Linked DNA regions of Homo sapiens: region 1 is linked to region 2. Evidence: read pairs that join two places in POLR2A ChIA-PET (ENCODE). Cell type or tissue: Panc1. All regions are shown on one strand. Each heading gives the region's core, and the rest is flanking DNA. Links, peaks and the distances in the headings are about the cores only.

Region 1 (2,913 bases), core at 155-2,654, 290 kb after region 2:
TTTGTTGTGTGTTTGTCCCCTGCCTGGCGTATCCTCAGAATGTGGTTTGTGATATCTTTATGAACTTGCCAACAGAGGCAACCTGTGCATGCGACATCGCTGGGCGTGCAGAAAAGCCTAGAAAGCTAATCCTAGAAGCTTTTGCTAATGAGCACTTACTGTGTGCTAATGAGCACTTATATGACTTATATGTGCCAGGCAGCATTCTACAAGCCGTGGGTGTCCTGCCACTCAGTGCTCATGACAAGGACTCAATGGGAAGGATTCACCACCATGATGCCCACATGGCTGAAGAAGTGGATCCCCTGAAGGGAAAGCGGCCACCCAGCAGCCCCTGGAGCCGGCGTCCTACTGGGCATGTCAGCTCTGGAACCATGCTCCTCTCACTGTGGTTTTTGCTTCCCTATTGAAGGGCTTTGGGGGCCAGATGAGGGGTTTGGGCTCTATCCTGGCAGGAGGGGAGAAGGGGTGGGCAGCCTCTGAAAGTGTCTGTGGAGACCAGGTCCAGTCTCATTACTGGTGGCCAGTGGGGCAAAGGGCCTTGGGGGCTGTGGAGCAGCCACTATTGCTCCTGTTTCTAGGAACTTCTCTCTCTCTCCCCAACCTCATCACTGAGGAGCATCCTGTCTAGGGTTTCTGGAAGGCTCTCTTCTTACTTCCTTCCAGCCTCATGTCCTGATGGCGTTGTGTGCCAGGGGACTCACGGAATATTGTTTTCCTCTAACGACTCAGACAACTGATGAAATACTTGGTGCCTTGTTCTCCCTAAGACCTGTCCTCCCAAGGGCCTGCTTTCACATGGCTGCCAGGGCCTTCAATGCCGAGTCCGTGTTCCTCGGGGACCATCAACATGTGGAACTTATTTTTAATTTAAAAGAACAACAGACTCCCCAACCCCATTCCCCTCCCCCGCTTGCCTCCCACTGCTGCTCCTGGCTATGCGGTAAACACCAGGCTCTTGCTACCTCTCAGCTTTGCCATCGTGTCCAGCCTGGAAATTCTTGCTGGGCCATTTTCAGGGGCCAAGCCAAGGTCCTGGCCAGACCAAGGAAGCCCATAGGCACTTCAGCCTTCCCCATCTCTGCCCCCTGCATCCCTCTGACTTCTAGGCAAGCTGACCCATGCCACTCCCTTCTCTAGCAGCTGTCCTCTGCCTGTCCTTGGGAGGGCTGTGGGAAAGAACACCATGGCCCAAATCTTTAGATGGTTTGGACAAAAATTAGAGGGGATTCAGTCGAAGAGTACCTGCTGTCCCAGCAAGGCTGAAGCCTCCCAGAGTGTGAGGGTCTCATCCTGCAGACACCACCCCACTCATGGCTGCTCCTGTCCAGACCCTGGGATGCACTGTTTGACTTTGTCCTCATCTCAAGCCCACTTTACTTGTGGAGAAACTGAGACAAAGAGGCTGAGTAACTCGTCCGAAGTCCAGTGGTATAGGCCGGACTTGACCCGAATTCTGACCCCAAAGCCTGGCCCTTGACTGCCCCCTAGCACTGCACTGGCCAGGATTCCATGGTGGCCACTTTCTAATACTGCATCACAGCGCGGGGAGGGGCTCCAGGATCACTTACTTGCTCTTAACCCTGGCGACAAGGATGTGCTTTTGCAGATGTTGGTTTGTTCATGAGAAATTCGAGTCAGATTTGAGGGGGAAAGAGGAAAAGAGAGACACAGTGTGTGTAGAGCCATTATGTCTAATTCAGCCACCAACACACTTCTCTGTGGGCCTCTTCTGGCTCCAGAAGCCCCCTTCCCAGCTGTGATGTCACCAGCCAGCCTCTGCAGATGACAGCCCTGTGATTTATCATCAGCCACCTGCTTTCTCACTGCTGGGGACAGCCAGAGCCCAGAGCAGCCCCCACTGGGCTGGGCAGCAGCTGCCCCCTGCCCCATTGCCGCACTTCCAGGCCTATGAGCTTTTTGAGATTGTTTGCATTTTGGGAAATGCCAGTCATCTCTCCCAAATCTGCAGATAGCAGCATCTCACCATCCAGGGTTGGAGTTTCTAAACAGTCAGATAACCTTGCTCACAGAGAAACAGCCTGAACACCATTTACAGATAGCGACAGGATTTAATGAGATAAAGCCTTGGGCATCCATGAACCAATTTTTACGAGCCGTGATGAAATGGCTGTTTTCTTAATAGATACCCAAACAGAACACAATTCAGGGCTCTGAGAGCTTCAAAGGAACTTCTCAGCTCTAGCCTCTTGAAATTTCGGGCAAAATCCAAACACGTATCAGTCTTACCACCACCATGAAAATGATATGTTTTTGTAAAATTATGTGGGACCTATCTATCTGCCAAGGGAGAGATGGCCCAGATGCTTTTGGGACTCCAAGCCAGTGTCTTCAGCCTTTTCTCACATGATGTGAACACCAAATTCCAGTGCCACTTTCTAGAGGGGAGATTGCAGATGGAAGGCTTGTCCTGGAGAGGTTGAAACAGTGGGAAAGGAAATAAAGAGCATGCTCTCGCTCTTCCTCCAATTCCCTGAACTAGCTGGTTTCCTGAAGACTCCAGTGTGGGTAGACTGTGGCAAGTGGGTGACTGAATACTGACCTAGTCCTTAAAAAGAAAAAACGGTCAAAGGGCACCCTTCCAACCCCCACTGTGTGACAATGACCTCCTCAGAGAGCAGCCTTATGGGCCCCCTTTGAAAGGGCACAGTGACCCCCCTGGTGTCTGTCTGTTCTGCCCTGCTTGGAGAAACGGCTTCCTCCTCTGAGTTCCTAAAACATTTATCATCCCTATGATTTGCCAGGCAATTAGTCATGCCCTGCCTTGAGTATCTCTTCTATTGTTGTATCAAACGGCTGTTTAACCCTTATCAGCAGTGCAGTTTTCAATATCTTGTCTTTCTAACTCGATGTGAGCTTCCAGAGGGCTGTGCAAATGTCCACCCATGTCCG
Region 2 (2,913 bases), core at 166-2,665:
ACTTGAGACCAGTTTGATGACTGCAGTGGCCAAGGCAGGATGTGCTGGGGTCATGAACCAGGGCAGCATTGACACATGAGCCAAAGAAAAGACATCTCTGACTCAGCAAAAGTCAGAAAAATGGAAGTCACAGCAAGTATGAGTGGAAATTCGTCTGTTCTCTAGTTGAAAGTGTTGACTGGGGAGCTGGTTGAAAGTCTTGGGGCTTATAACCTGTTTTCTCTGAGAAGGCTGAAACAAGCTGTTGTCCTGAAGAGACAGGTAGCTGGAAGTGGTAGAGAACTGGAAAGGAGGAGAGAGAATGTGGGATAATTGCTGTGGAATGGAAGAAGGCCTAAGACGCATGCCCAGCAGACAAAGCGTAGAATCTTCATGGCCGTCCACATAGTTTTGTAATTTTTCCTCCAGCGAAGCCACCACCCAACCATTGGGTAGAGGAAGCAGGTGGAGAGGCTGTTGGGGCTTTTCTGGGTGGTTGAGACAAGACAGGCAAGGAGGCTAGAGAACTGGTGGTGTGGGCAAGTGATGCTGGTGATCAATGGACTGGAAGCCAACAGCAGAGACTTAGACCCAAGAAGGGAGCTTGAGGTACAAGAAAACTTCAGGGTAGACAGGAAGGAGGCGTGGTGAAAGTGATGAAAGGGGAGAGTAGAAGGGTGGTCCAGGGTCAGACAGGGAGTTAGATTTAATCCTTCAGGGCACTTTCATTACATCATAGCTGCCATTTTGTCTTTTATCTGACTCAATAATAAGTCAGTAATAAGTAATGTTTTAATTAAAGGTAAATGCTTGGCAGGTAGGTTAAACTTCATTGAGTCCCAATCCTGTCATAATTATTGTGTATACCTTTCTCAGCTTTTTGTCTACTTGAAATATATTTCTTCTTCCTTTGAGCAGCCAAAATGGAAGTGTTGGATGTGTTGGCTCTGTTGGTAGGCTCCTGTTGGATGCCTGTTGTCACTCATAAATGTAACACCACAACCATAATTGATGGAGAGTTGAGTTGCAAGCTTTTAGGACTAATTGCAAAGTCTAAACTAAAACATTTCCTGGAGCTGCCTTTAAATAATAATAATAATACCTTGTATAGATACAGTGCTTTACAATTTACAGAGCACTTCCACATACATCATCTCATTTAATCTTCACAATAAACAATGCTTTTTGAATGCTTAGATATTTCCTAAGTGAGAAACCATGTTGTACATCCTGATTTAATCATAGTGAGTCACCAAAAGTTCTTGATACAATAACCATTTATGAGTACCTTCTGTGTACAAAGCACTTTACTAAGGATACCAAGGGGTAAATTTTCAGTAAATAAATATCCAATAAGTAGTACCTATCAGTAAATATGATCTTGCCTCCTAATTTACCTTCGCTTCCTAGTCACAGTCACTGTTTTGGAGGCTACTTGCCATGGCATAAATTTATATAAATATTGCCAGGAATTCATTGTATCAGAGTTGAAGTTTTAAAACTAAGGATTCTGATACTTGTCTAAGCTCATGATTCATCAGAAAGTCATCCTGTCTATTCAACTTGCACTTTTCTTGAAGATTATCACTTGAATCTCAAGAAAAATATTTCAAGGCCTCAGCATATCTGAAAATGCCAGCCATTGAGTTCAATGTCCTGATTGGAGTGATTTGGGTACAACTTGGCCAAAAAACAAGAGTACAATTTGGCAAAAAAAAAAAAAAAAAGTATAACTTCGTACTTGGTTCCAGAAGTCTTATTTTTCATTAGAAAAGAAGACACACCCATCTTTGGGCTCTACTGGCCAGACTGGGATGCTTTGAGAAGACTGGGAGACAAAGGACTTCCTGGGAGGCTGCCCTCTGGGTGAGGGGGGAATGGAAGGTAGTATTGGAGCTGGGCCCAATCCCAGGGCAAGAATCCTGAACCTGTGTCCTGGAGTCCCCCAAGTGTCCAGGCGTGTCTTCTGGGCCACCATGGCTCTTCAGAGGATACACAGATTTTGAGGTCTCACTCAAGATTCTCCAAATGTAGAACCCCCAAAATAATAGGAACCCTGCCGTCAGAGTGCCCTGGGCAGAGTAGCTCCCTGAAAGTGAGCGGTGTGACCTGCAAACCATGATTCCTTCTCCCATCCGGGGCTCGATGAGGCCCCAAGGTGTGATGTTGAACTTCAGCTGAGAAACCCGTTTTGTCGATGAAATGCAGGTGGTCGTCAGGGGCACTGATGATGAATCGGGTCCCCTTGGTGCAGCTGTTACTTCTCCAGCCATCTTCCTGCTCCTTGTTCAACACCTTAATGTTATTAATTCGCATGTTAACACTAGCTCTCACTCACCTATTTACATGGGAATGTGGTTTGGGAATTGGGGGAGGACAAAGCCAGATCCTAAAAAGTTTTTTTTTTAACTAGTGTATACATTCCTGGACATAGTTTTTTAGGAATATTTTCCCATGATAACATCTCTTTAAATAACAGGTTTTGTGTTTTACAAGGGAGGCTAATGTCTGTGTTGCCAAACTATCTCTTGATTCTTTTGATAAGGAGCTTAGAACCCTTCCTTCTTGGTGTCGGGCAGATGTGCCTAATGCTTTATTTTGACGGAGGATATGCACTCAGCATCTGAGCATCCCATAAATACTCCAGAGAGGAACACAATTAGGATACAGCGTGGTGCTGGGAGACTGAGCGTTGGTTGAGTCTAAGTGATGTTTCCGACTGGGGCTGGAAACGTGCTTTACATAATTGTATTCTGATCATTTAGGTCTCTCTTTATAGGGCATCTTTTATGACCAAGACTGTCCAGTACCAAAATGAGCTACATAAATTCCTAATCTGGGATACAGCTGGACAAGAACGAGTAAGTCACTCTTTAATTTACTCTGTTTTTCTGAGGCCCAAATGAAAGTTCCAACTAAACTGTCAGCATCCCT

The links. ChIA-PET counts read pairs that join two places held together with the same protein. Peaks named below come from ENCODE experiments on the same cell type or tissue, not always from the same donor. Only the 100,000 strongest peaks of a DNase experiment are listed, where the experiment ranks them.
Region 1: POLR2A ChIA-PET joins it to region 2 with 12 read pairs; 2 of 35 experiments call an interaction of 5 or more read pairs at or near these places.

Annotation. Positions count from the first base shown.
Region 1 is chr20:58,627,553-58,630,465 of GRCh38, forward strand. No RefSeq gene overlaps it. Among named protein-coding and RNA genes, the nearest start is that of LINC01711, 5.8 kb to the right of the region's middle. In Panc1, for the core only: no CTCF peak of the experiment used is centred there; no DNase peak of the experiment used is centred there.
Region 2 is chr20:58,340,960-58,343,872 of GRCh38, forward strand. It overlaps RAB22A (RAB22A, member RAS oncogene family), which reads left to right. Exons shown (of 7, transcript NM_020673.3): 3 at 2,759-2,840. Among named protein-coding and RNA genes, the nearest start is that of RAB22A, 33 kb to the left of the region's middle. In Panc1, for the core only: no CTCF peak of the experiment used is centred there; DNase peaks (open chromatin) are centred at 1,054 and 1,312.